2 separate regions of the Homo sapiens genome follow, and region 1 is linked to region 2. Evidence: chromatin contacts called from ENCODE Hi-C or POLR2A ChIA-PET data. All regions are on one chromosome and are shown on one strand. The core of a region is the stretch at or near the end of the contact, and the rest is flanking DNA. Distances in the headings are between cores, read along the strand shown. Region 1 holds the start of DAP3 (death associated protein 3). Region 2 holds the start of ADAM15 (ADAM metallopeptidase domain 15).

Evidence for each region. A loop is a pair of places that touch in the nucleus more often than their neighbours do. ChIA-PET counts read pairs that join two places held with the same protein, here RNA polymerase II (POLR2A). Pooled maps may share reads with other maps.
Region 1: a pooled map shows a loop between it and region 2 (2.6-fold over the local background). The contact joins the promoter of DAP3 here to the promoter of ADAM15 in region 2. A Hi-C loop is called at or near these places in 1 of 50 pooled maps. POLR2A ChIA-PET finds 5 or more read pairs at or near these places in 3 of 52 experiments (HEK293, PC-9 and activated CD4-positive, alpha-beta T cell).

The regions. Positions count from the first base shown.
Region 1 is chr1:155,685,295-155,691,699 of GRCh38, forward strand. DAP3 (death associated protein 3) reads left to right here and starts at 3,797. Exons shown (of 13, transcript NM_004632.4): 1 at 3,797-3,880. YY1AP1 (YY1 associated protein 1) reads right to left here and starts at 3,480. Exons shown (of 11, transcript NM_139119.3): 1 at 3,365-3,480; 2 at 2,777-2,907. It also overlaps the pseudogene LOC124904430. RefSeq lists enhancers at 2,886-3,520, 3,896-3,945 and a silencer at 3,356-3,405.
Region 2 is chr1:155,047,822-155,053,646 of GRCh38, forward strand. ADAM15 (ADAM metallopeptidase domain 15) reads left to right here and starts at 3,495. Exons shown (of 23, transcript NM_207197.3): 1 at 3,495-3,644; 2 at 4,850-4,956; 3 at 5,596-5,672. The coding sequence starts at 3,566. It overlaps DCST1 (DC-STAMP domain containing 1), which reads left to right. Exons shown (of 17, transcript NM_152494.4): 15 at 1-108; 16 at 236-349; 17 at 2,796-3,109. The coding sequence ends at 3,047. It overlaps DCST1-AS1 (DCST1 antisense RNA 1), which reads right to left. Exons shown (of 4, transcript NR_040773.1): 2 at 1,448-1,540. ADAM15-EFNA4 (ADAM15-EFNA4 readthrough) reads left to right here and starts at 3,495. Exons shown (of 26, transcript NR_176418.1): 1 at 3,495-3,644; 2 at 4,850-4,956; 3 at 5,596-5,672. RefSeq lists an enhancer at 2,670-2,729 and a silencer at 3,200-3,659.

The sequences.
Region 1 (6,405 bases), core at 2,547-5,046, 640 kb after region 2:
CTGCCACTATCACACAATTCACAGCATCTCTTCAACCACAGAAAATTAGCGTCTCTTCAAGCACAGAGACCATATATTAATTATCTTTGTGTCTCCTGCATAGGATTAACTCAGTGTTTGTTATAACTAAGTTAAACTCCAAGACAGGAGCTTCAAATCACCTCAGGCCCAATCCAAAACTGAAAAAAAGACGCTTCTCAGAGTTTGAGAACAAAAAGATACTGACAAAGAACAAAGCCATAGATACTTGTGCGACATTAGCTTCCCTTTTTACCAAATACAGAGTCATTTACTAATACTGCAGAAATGTTTGCAGACGATAAAAAGAATAAATTAAAAATATGGATCCTGTCAACATGTTCAAATACTAACATAGACTCCTTCACCTTAAACTCATACTAACATCCACACACCCGAACAATGAAAATGAAAGGTTTTCAAATGAGATCTAAATATAAATTGGCTCTATTTCATTACAGTTTAAGTTCCTAAAATCATATATATAAATCATGTGATTGCGCTTATGCTCATCTTCTAACTTGAGGGCCCAGTGTCTTTCATCCGATTCTCTGAAGGATAAGTGACCCCAAAAAACTTTTAAGAACCACTAATCTAGCCTATCAAGAAACATCCCATTTTCCAGAAGAATACAGCTAAGTTGGCTTAGTTCATGCATTCTTACCTCATATTCATAGAGTTCATAGACGGGATCCTTACTACATGAAATCAGTCTTTTTTTTTTTTTTTTTTTTTTTTTTGGAGATGGAGTCTCCTCTGTGGCCCAGGCTGGAGTGCAGTGGCGCAATCTCAGCTCACTGCAAGCTCTGCCTCCCGGGTTCACGCCATTCTCCTGCCTCAGCCTCCCCGAGTAGCTGGGACTACAGGCGCCCGCCACCACGCCCGGCTAATTTTTTGTATTTTTAGTAGAGACGGGGTTTCATCCTGTTAGCCAGGATAGTCTCGATCTCCTGACCTCGTGATTCGATCTCCTGACCTCGTGATCCGCCCACCTCGGCCTCCCAAAGTGCTGGGATTACAGGTGTGAGCCACCGCGCCCTGCCGAAATCAGTCTTTCAAAGGATTCCTTCAGCCCAGCCAAGAAGTTCCAACATCCACAGGCACATATATTAACAATTACCAGTACCCAAAAACAGTTCTCTGGTTTTAATTCCACACTGCCTCCCTCAACTTAATACCTACCACCGTCAAAACAACTCCCCTCAGATTGCATCCAGGCTATTTACAGAGACACCTTGATGATCCTCACCTCAAGGCATGGACCATTCATTGAATGGTTATATTTGTTGAATGAGTGAAAAAGGATCCTTCCTCCCACAGATTTCAAGTTAAGCTGTCAGCACCCATGCAGCTGCTCTGGTACAAGTTAAGCTGTGAAAGCCTTCTCCCTCACGCATACAACCTTAAGTGTCAGAAATGCTCTGCTTCCTCCATAAATCCAAAATAATATAGCCATGGATATGCATTTCATACAGGTCAGACTCGGCAAGGACAGCTACGTTCCACATACATATCTGACACAATCGGTCTCCCCCAAATACAAGCCAACCAGTCTTATGTGCTCCTATCTTTCCAGCATACTCAGATTTGCCGACAAAGACTTCCTGAGGCACCATGGTATGCTGAATATACTGCTGCAGTAGTAGTGAAAATATGGGAGTTACAGTTCCAACTTTGTCACCAATTTAACATGCGGCCTTGGAGAAGTTCTCTCCTTATGCCTAAATTTCCTATTTTGTAAAATGGAAGAAAGCATCCTACCATTTTCACAGAGATTCAGTATCACAAAGAAACTGAAAGAGCTTTCTTATTGTATTGTAAACTATTACTATAAACCCGCGACAACAAATAAGGCCACCCATTCTTTACAGCTTTGTAGCAATGATTCTGTTAAAGATATTTTGGCCCTTCACATTTACACAACTCACTCTAACCAAAGGCACAAACTATTCTTAAGACCACAACTGGCTATGCCAAGTTTCTCCCCTCCCTGACCTCACAGACACATGCTGTACAGAACACTACCATTGCCGCTCTTTCCCAACAAGTAACTAGGGGCTCCCAATCCCTAAAATACACACACATATCAACCTGCAAGGAACCTCCCAACATTTATTCAAGAAATAAGCTAACTTATAAGGGGAACTCCATTACACTTACACAAATAAAGGCAAACTCTTACGGAAACACTTGCCATCCTCACATACACACACCAACACAGCCGCTACACACCAACAGACCATCTGTCTGCTAGACCAAAAACATCTCTTTCCATGTACAAACTAACCAGTGACATTTATTAAACGTACAACACTGAGATCATCCTGTCGTTCCCACATACCGTTCAACGCGGCAGGGACACCACAGACCTTGTCACACAGGTAAAATCCCCTCTCAAGATCGTGTCCTCGACCACTCTTATCCCTTAATTAAACACACACAAACTGGACTATGGGGGAGGCTCCGATCATGCCTACAAACACAAACTAACCTGTCAGGGGCACAGCCGACTCCGCCTCCACTCGCTTACTTCCCAGCCCCCTCCGGGAGTCTGCCTGTCAGGGACACCCCTTCACCCCGCCTGGAGGGACTTCCCGGTAGGCTCAGGATCCCCCTCCCTGCTCTCCCCTCCCCCATCTTCACCACTGCTCTCCCAGAGGTCCAGGTCCGGGAGATGACAGTGGCTCCCAGAAAGCCCAGGATTCAATCGCTGAGAGAGTGCTTAGGCCCGAATGCCGGCCCAAATCGTTCTACTCACCGTGTCGGAGGCCGAGAGCGATGAGAGTACAGGGAAGTGAGGAAGAGGGGGTGGCCGCCAGGCTCCTCCGCTTCCCTGGGTCCACCGCGGATCCCTCCCGCTTGTCAGGAGGCGGCCAGCGGGTAAGCCGACTGGCGGAAATGCGAGAGAGGAGAAGGGAAAGGTGGAGGGCTAAAGGGGCAAACTGAGAGGAGGCGGATCCCGCAACCGACACTGGGATCGTTTCCCCTCGCAAAGCGAACCCAAAATGGCGGCGGCAGCGGCGGCAGCAGAGTGGCCGCGGCAGCTCCTCCAGAGGGAGGGAGCTAAGGGCGCCTAGCGACACCCCCAACCTCCCACTCCTCCCTCCTCGCGTTCTTCCCCACGGTCCCCCGCTTCGCCCGACTCCGGCCATGTAGCGCGCACGTCAGCCCGCACGCGTACGAGTGTCTACGGGCTCGTCGCTGGCTGCTCCCACCAACCACCACCTTCGGCCGTCCTGCGAGCCAGCCATCCCGTACGCGCTCACCCACGGGAACCTCCTCGCCCAGTTCTCCACTCCCCCTCAGACCCTGTCAAGCCGGCTCCAGCGCAGGCCCTCACGCGTACCTTCAGCGGCGCGAGCCCAAGCCTTCTCCACCTCCTCTTCTCTCCTCCCCCTCCCTCCCCGCCCGCACGGCCACCAACCGCCGCCAAAGCAGCCGCCGCCAGCACCCCCACCCTACACTCCTCGCGCGTGCGCCTCCCACAGTCCCCACCGCGGGACTGTTCCATTCCTGGCGGCTGCAGGGGCAGGAGAGGAAGGGACCGGCAAAGCGAGTCTGGCTTGCCGTTTGACTGGAATTGCCAGGGTGGCCGGCCGAGTCCCATGACAACCTACCTCCCTGGGTTCGTCGCCGCGGCGCTGCGGCTCGCCTCCTCCTCCATGGGACCGCGGCGAGGGGATCGAGGGCGGCCTAGCGCCCCTCTGCCGGCCGGTGGTTGGAGGCCGCGGCGGCTGCGCGTTGAGTCGTTTCCTGCCGGATGACCCGACCCTTTTTTGCAGTCTCAGGACGGGCGCTTTGGAGCCGGCCCCAGGCAGCGTGTGTCGGTCGCCTAGTCTGGAGAACTAGTCCTCGACTCACGGTGAGGGAATGGACCGACACGGGTATTGTACCGCTGAGGGAAAGGAGCGGGACTCCGGACCTCCAGGAGGTAGGGAGTGAGGCCGGTAGACCGGCGCGCCTCCGGGGGGGATTCCTCCCGGGCGTTGAGTTGCCAACCTGGGACCCGAGGAAGTTCGGCGTGGTGGTGTGCTTTTTGTTGTTGTTAACCCTCCTCGGATTTCTCGAATTTCACACCACTGTCCATATGCGATGATGTTTGTTTGCCCTTGACGCACTTACTCATGGATGGTACTTCAGCCTCGTTAGACAGCCTGGTGATGGAGGATGAAGAAACCATGTGCTTCTCATTCAGTTCTGGACTCAGTTTCCCTTGTCTTCAGCAAGTTATTTTTGTTAGTTCCTTATCAAAAAGTGTACATAAAAATTAGGCAACTCCAAACATGCCTCCAGGGTTGGTGTGTGAAATAATAAGATAGGGCTGGGCGCGGTGGCTCACGCCTGTAATCCCAGCACTTTGGGAGGCCGAGGCAGGTGGATGACAAGGTGAAGAGATCGAGACAATCCTGGCCAACATGGTGAAACCCCGTCTCTACTAAAAATACAAATATTAGCCGGCCGTGGTGGCGGGCGCCTGTAGCCCCAGCTACTCGGGAGGCTGAGGCAGGAGAATTGCTTGAACCCGGGCGGCGGAAGTTGCAGTGAGCCGAGATCGCGCCACTGCACTCCAGCCTGGCGACAAAGCGAGACTCCGTCACACACACACACACACACACGAAATAATAATATATGTAAAGTGGAATTAGCTCCTAGGCATAGGGAAGGTGCAGAGTATTGCCGTGTTGTCATTTACAGTTCTGTTGATGTCGATAACGTTTGTGGGTGTAATGGGTAGTGTTCTGTCCCTCCAAGTCGTTAATAAAACAAAGCAGGCCGGGCGTCTTGTTAAATAGTTGTATCAATGACTTGATTTAGATTAATGAGGATATATTTTTCAAATTTATGCCTTTTACAAAATTTTTAAAGAGTAGGTAATGTCGGTGATAGATATAAAGAAAGGAAAAGATCTCCAGATGTGGAATCTTCTACTGGATCCTGTAACAGAAAGAAGACATTAGGCTGGGCGCAGTGGCTCACACCTGTAATCTCAGCACTTTGGGAGGCGGAGGAGGGCGCATTGCTTGAGCCTAGGAGTTCGAGACCAGCTTAGGCAACACGGTGAAACCCCATCTCTACAAAAAGACACAAAAATTAGACAGGTGTGGCACACGCTTGTAGTCTGAGCTACTTGGGAGGCTGAAGCAGGAGGATTGAGGAAGAGGTTGCAAAGTTAGCCGAGATCACGCCATCACACTGCAGCCTAGGTGACAGAGCGAGACCCTGTCTCAAAAAAAGAAAGAAGACATTAGCAGAAAAGCTGAGGAAATGCAAATAAAGTCTGCAATTTTTAAATAGTATTGTACCAGCTTTAATTTCTTAATTTTGAAAATTGTACCATGGTCATATGTATGTAACATTAAGGAAACTCTAATGAAAATTGTAAGAAAGCACTTTGTACTACCTTTGCAACTCTTCTGTAAATTTACACTTTTTTTTGTTTGTTTGCTTTGAGATAGGATCTATGTCGCCAAGGCTGGAAGGCAGTAGTGCAGTCCTGGCTCACTGCAACCTCAAGCTCCTTGGCTCAAGGGATCCTCCCACCTCAGCCATCTGAGCAACTAGGACTACAGGCACATGCCACCACATCCAGCTAATTTATTTTATTTTTTTTTTGAGACGGAGTCTCGCTCTGTCACCCAGGCTGGAGTGCAGTGGCGCGATCTCGGCTCACTGCAAGCTCCGCCTCCCGGGTTCGCGCCATTCTCCTACCTCAGCCTCCTGAGTAGCTGGGACTACAGGCACCCGCCACCACGTCCAGCTAATTTTTTGTATTTTTAGTAGAGACGGGGTTTCACCGTGTTAGCCAGGCTGGTCTCGATCTCCTGACCTCATGATCCACCTGCCTCAGCCTCCCAAAGTGCTGGGATTACAGGCGTGAGCCACCATGCCCAGCCTCCACTATCGAACTTTAGAACATTTTTTATCACCCCCAAAAGAATCTTATCAGTAAGTTGCTTTCCATTCCTCCCTCCCATTGCCTCTCGCAACCACTAAATCAGTTTATGTAATTAATAAGCAAATTATGGACATTTCATGTAATTGAAATCATACTATATGCAACTGTCTTCTTTTACTTTGTTTTGAAGGTTCATCCAGTTGTGTAATGCATCAGAACTTTGTTTCGTATTGCCAAATAATATTCCATTATATGGCTATACCACGTTATGTTTATTCATCAATTGATGGACATGTGAGGTATTTCCACTTTTTGGCTCTTATGCATAATACTGCTACGAACATTTGTGTACAACTTTTGCATACACTTGTTTTTATTTCTCTTTTATACCTGAGAGTGGAATTGCAGGTTCATATGGTAACTCCATGTTTTACCTTTTGAGGAACTGCCAAACTTTTCCAAAGTGGCCTCACCGCTTAAAAAATCCTAAC
Region 2 (5,825 bases), core at 2,245-4,744:
GCCTACTGGAGAGCTGCAGTACCGATTGGCCTGTTAGTGTGTCTCTGCCTGTTACAGGCTTTTGGCTACCGACTCCGGAGGGTCATCGCAGCCTTCTACTTCCCCAAGGTTTGCCCCTCCCCAGACCTCTCCACCCCTACACACCTGCACACACACACACACACCACCCAGCTCCCTACCAACTCCATATTTGGGGGATGCCTTTCTCTATCATTGACCCCCTTCCTGCCCCCAGCGAGAGAAGAAGCGGATCCTGTTCCTCTACAATGACCTATTGAAGAAAAGAGCAGCCTTCACCAAACTCAGGAGGGCCGCTATCCTGAGGCGGGAGCGACAGCAGAAGGCTCCGGTAAGTCCAGGCGTAAGTGCTGCTGCCAGCTCCTGGCTGGGTCTAAGTACAGCAGGCAAGGGGCAGCTCCCTTCAGTCCACCCAGCACCCACCAATGGTCGCAGGCCTACTCGAGCCTGGTAAGTTCTTTTTATTTTTTGAGATGGAATCTCACTGTGTCGCCCAGGCTGGAGTGCAGTGGCACGATCTCGGCTCACTGCAACCTCTGCCTCCCAGGTTCAAGCGATTATCCTATCTCAGCCCCCCACTCCACAAGTAGCCAGGATTACAGGCACACGCCATCACGCCCAGCTATTTTTTTGTATTTTTAGTAGAGACAGGGTTTCACCATGTTGGCCAGGCTGGTCTCAAACTCCTGACCTCAGGTGATCTGCCCACCTCAGCCTTCCAAAGTCCTAGGATTACAGGCGTGAGCCACCAAGCCCAGCCAAGCCCGGTGTAATCTGATGCAACACATGCTGAGGGCCCCAGCCATCCAGCTCCTAAGGTCAGGGCTGTGCCCGTTTCTGAATCCCAGGATTCAGCCCAGCCTAAGACACTCAGTGGACCATTAGGAAGCAGGCAGAAAAGGAGAATGAGATTTAATACAGTCTGCTCATAGAAAAGCAAGAGGGCCGCACAGAAACAGGAGGCCCAAGGCAAAACCAAAGTTTCTACCAGAGGGCTGCAGACCAGAAGCTCAGTGCAGTTCAAGGGACAGGAGGAGGCAGGTGGGCTGGGAGTCAGGAAGGCCTCATGCAGGGGCACATGGTAAGGCACATGGAATCTGAGGAAGCAGACTCCAGTCCATACTCCCTCATTAAGTTGTGTCACCTTGGCCAAGGTCTTCACTGAGCCTCAGTTTCTCCCTCTGAAGAATGGCAAGACTGGAGAGATCTGTAAGGCCTGCTCACTGGAGATCAGCCTAGAGTGGTGGTCAGGTGTGGGACTCCGGTGCCAGAGGGCCTAAGTGTGTATCCCGGCTCCTTCCCTCATTACTATGACAACGGTGTGACCTTGAGCACATGACTTAACTGCTGTGCCTGGGCTTTTGCCTTCCATAAAATGGGGTTAACTACTCCATCTGGTTGTTTTAAGGATTAAATGAGTTGTACTTACATGGTGCTGGCATGCAGCAAGTTCCATATGCATGCATGTTATCATTGGGTGACCCTGGGCAGTGATCACATCTCCAAGCATCAGTTTTCTCACCTGAAAAAAAGGAGATGATAATAACACTATCTGCCTTACATGACAATTGAATTGAATTTTTTTTTTTTTTTGAGACTAAGTCTCACTCTGTCGCCCAGGCTGGAGTGCAGTGGCGTGATCTTGGCTCACTGCAACCTCCACCTCCCCAGTTCAAGCGATTCTCGTGCCTCAGCTTCCCGAGTAGCTGGGATTACAGGCACACACTACCACGCCCGGCTAATTTAGAATTGAAATAATTTATGTACAGTATCTTAGTACAGGACCTGACATTATAAACAATGAGTGGCAGCCATTCTTATTTAATCAGTCCTAACAAAGTTCATAAAAGTGAGACTGTGTTTGCTTAGCTTTTTCCCTAGGGCCTGGATACCCCCAGCCCCCATGACACACAATAGGGGCCAAATGAATGTGTTGTGAAAAAATGAAAAACAAAAAACAAAAAAGAACATGCTGGGATTCCTTGACAGGGTCGTGAAGCAAACTGAATGTGAATGCACAGATGGAAATGTGCCAGACAGTCATTCCAAGCAGAATGTGCAAAGACTCAGTCCACAGGGAATGCGAAGTGCCAGGGCTAGTCTCAGGAGAAACTGGCTCAGAAGAGACAGCTCTCAGGGAGGGCTAAAGTAGGAAAGAGGCTAGAAAGGGACCAGGTGAGGGAAGGCTCTGAAGGCCAAGCCCAAGAGTTCTGCCTGTCTGGCAGGCAGCAGGGCCTCTGGAGTTTCTTGGGCAAAGAGTGGCTGCTTCCTGGGTAAGGTGGCCTGTGGAAAATCCCTGACAACTGTGTAGAGACATGTCGTGAGGGATGGCAGGGAGCATAGTGAACTAGGTTTGTGGTTTGGAATCAGGGCCCCTGGGGTCCAGCCAAGTTGGATTGTTTACTATCTGTGTGACTTTGAGAGTCACTTCACCTTTCTCAACTGTAAAGTGGGGATAGCAACAGTGATAGTCGATCTGGCCTGCTCACTTCTCAGCCTCACTGTGAGAACCAAATAAGATGATTTACAGGAAAGTGCAAATGAGAGTTGTGGCTGATATCCGCTTGGAGAGAGCCTGGAGGGTGCATCCTCCCATTCTCCATCACAGAGTTGGGGAGGGAGGCACCCTCGCCCTCCAGGGGTTTCCTTTGTCCAACCCAGCCTCCTCCAACACGCGGGAATTGTCAGGCCTGGCGACTTCAGACAGGAAACGCTGTCCAGTTCCCCTTCTTTCCCGCCTCGCTCCCGGGCTGGCGCTAACGCCCACCTCCCAACAGCGCCACCCGCTGGCGGATATCCTGCACCGCGGCTGCCCGCTCCTGCGCCGCTGGCTGTGCCGGCGCTGCGTGGTGTGCCAGGCACCCGAGACGCCCGAGTCCTACGTGTGCCGGACGCTGGACTGCGAGGCCGTGTACTGCTGGTCGTGCTGGGACGACATGCGGCAGCGGTGCCCGGTCTGCACGCCCCGCGAAGAGCTCTCTTCCTCCGCCTTTAGTGACAGCAACGACGACACTGCCTACGCGGGGTGAAGAGGCGTCCTGCTCGCTCTTCCGCACCGTCCTTCCCGGTTAATAAAATGCCCTGTACGCTTCACGTGGGTCGGGGACTGGGGTGAGCCGCGCACTGCCTCGCCTGCAGTCGGGAAAGCCTGCCCGCCCGACCTCTCCGAGCCAGGCCGCGCACAGGAGGCAGGGAGGCCGCGAAGCTACTAGGGAGGGGTCCGGACCTGGCGCCGGGTGAAGGCGCGCCGCCCAAGCCGGTCGGACCGGGCACCGGCTCCCACTCCGCACAGTTGCGGGGAAGCGGTAGCGCTGAGCAGCGCGGGCGTAGTGGGCGGTGTCCCCGCTCCCGAGGCACCCGGCGCGCAGCGGGGCGGGCTTTGCCGGGGGCGGAGCTTGGCTTGGGGCCGGGTGGGAGGGGGCGGGCCGGGGCGGGGCCTGGTGGCCGCGCGGCGCTGCTGGGTTCTCCGAGGCGACCTGGCCGCCGGCCGCTCCTCCGCGCGCTGTTCCGCACTTGCTGCCCTCGCCCGGCCCGGAGCGCCGCTGCCATGCGGCTGGCGCTGCTCTGGGCCCTGGGGCTCCTGGGCGCGGGCAGCCCTCTGCCTTCCTGGCCGCTCCCAAATATAGGTGAGTCCTCCGCCTGGAGTGGGTCGGGGGGCGGACTGGGAGGGAGGTGCAGGAAAGTCGGAAGGCATTAGGGTAATGGGGCCGGACGGAGACCCTGGGAGAGCCCAGCCAGAGCGCGGCCCGCCCTGGTCCGCTGTCCTGGGCCTAGGGCCCGGTGACTTGGCGATGGGGTGAAAAGAGAAGGAGGGGGGATGCCGGCGCCCCCTGCCTCCTGCCTGGTCATCCTCTGCGCGGTCCCTGCGGACACTTTCAGGCTCAGGTACCAGGTACCGAGGGGCCTGTCCAGCGCCACTTCAAGATCGTGATGAGAGGGTCGCTGCTCCCCAGGACTGGCATCTTCGCTGCTCTGGGGCCTAGCTAACCGTTCGACCCGGTGCCAGGGCGCTGAGCGGGCATGGCTTGTAGGGTTTAGTGAAGAGGATTCTCTCTAGCCTCTATTCCAGGCCTGGGGCCGCCAGGCACTCCTCACCCTGGTGCTGTTGCCACCAGTGCCTGGCCGAGCGGGAGGGGCCCGAGATGAGCCAGGAGAAGGGAGAATTGGCCAGGAAAGAGGCTGGGACACCAACTCCTCCTTGGAACTTTCACTTCCCGCTGCTGTCTTGGGCCGGGACCGAGAGGGCAGGCGCGGGTGGAGTGTCCGGAGGAGAGAGGGCCATTGTGTGTTGGGGGGGTGGGGGGTGCTCGAGGAGGAAGCAGAGGCTGTAGGCAGCGGGTGTGCCTGACTGGGCATGAGGGTGTTTAGGGAGGTGGGGGTGTTTGCACTGCTCACCCAGAAATGGGCGTTCCTGGCATCTCCGATGTGAGCGAAGGGGAGGGTGAGCGGGCACCCGGCCACAAGGCTTAGCTCAGTCTCGAGAGGGGGCGTTCCTGAAGTGGGGGGAGAGTGATTGGGAGGGAGTGGGAACCGGGGAGGGTCCTGTGAGAACCTGGGATTGGCCGGAAGGGGACAAGGAGGGCCACAGGCTGCGCAAGCCGAAAGTCTTTCTTGGGGACTTGTGAATGGGTTGGTGGGTGGAAAGCCATAAATTAGAGAGACACCCTCTCCTTCCAGTATTCTTCTTTAAGTCTCAGCATGCAATGTGGAAGCCCCTCAGGTACCTAAGGGTCTTGATGGGCTGGGAGCTGGTGGATCTGAGGGCACCTGTCACCCCCAGCCCTGCTGTCGATTCCCTCAGTACTGTCTTGGGGTGTCCTGGGACCTGCAGGTGGCACTGAGGAGCAGCAGGCAGAGTCAGAGAAGGCCCCGAGGGAGCCCTTGGAGCCCCAGGTCCTTCAGGACGATCTCCCAATTAGCCTCAAAAAGGTGCTTCAGGTGAGCTCTCACTCCCCTCTAATAAATAAACGAATCCACACACGCCCCGGTATAGCCAGGTGTCTCAAAGCCAAAGCTTGGCTGAGGAGCTGGTGGGTAGAGCTCACTGTAGTGGGTCTATCCCAGGCCCAGCTGCCTCTCCCACCACACCCCAGCACCTGGCTTCACTTATCTCCCTCTCCCTCTGCACACACGTGTATCTGTCTGCCTCAGCCCCACCCAACCCATCCATCTCCACTGGGGAAATTGTGAAGCCAAACTTGCTTTCTTCATCTCATGTTGTCGGTTTTCTCAGTGGGGGGATTTGGAAAGAGTCAGGACCTTACCAAACCCCCCCCCCCCCACCCCATTCTAAAGCTGAGTCAGAGGAAGGGCTGGGGCTTGTGCTGGGTCCTACACGGTGCTTCCTCTCTGGGCAGGAAGCCGAGAAGGGGTGGCTCAGATACCTTCCTTGACCTCCGCACACAACCCCCCAGAACAATGCTCCAGGCCAGGCAGGGTTTCCTGGCCCCTCCCCTGGGATCCCCCCACCAGTGATCTAATTGCTGGTGCTCTTCTGTGGGCCTGAGGTTTTCTGGTTAGAGAGGCTGGGAGTTGTGGACAGGTCTAGGGAGGTGACCTGCCCTCTGGTGCCCACAGACCAGTCTGCCTGAGCCCCTGAGGATCAAGTTGGAGCTGGACGGTGACAGTCATATCCTGGAGCTGCTACAGAATAGGTAATAGTGATGGTGGCAATAACAGTGACCACATGGCCAACAACTTGTATAGCATTTATTATGTGCCAGGTACTAAGTGCTTGTGCTCATTTAATCCTCATAACAGCCCTATAAGGGATATACTATCATGTATTATTGTCCTCACTTTATACA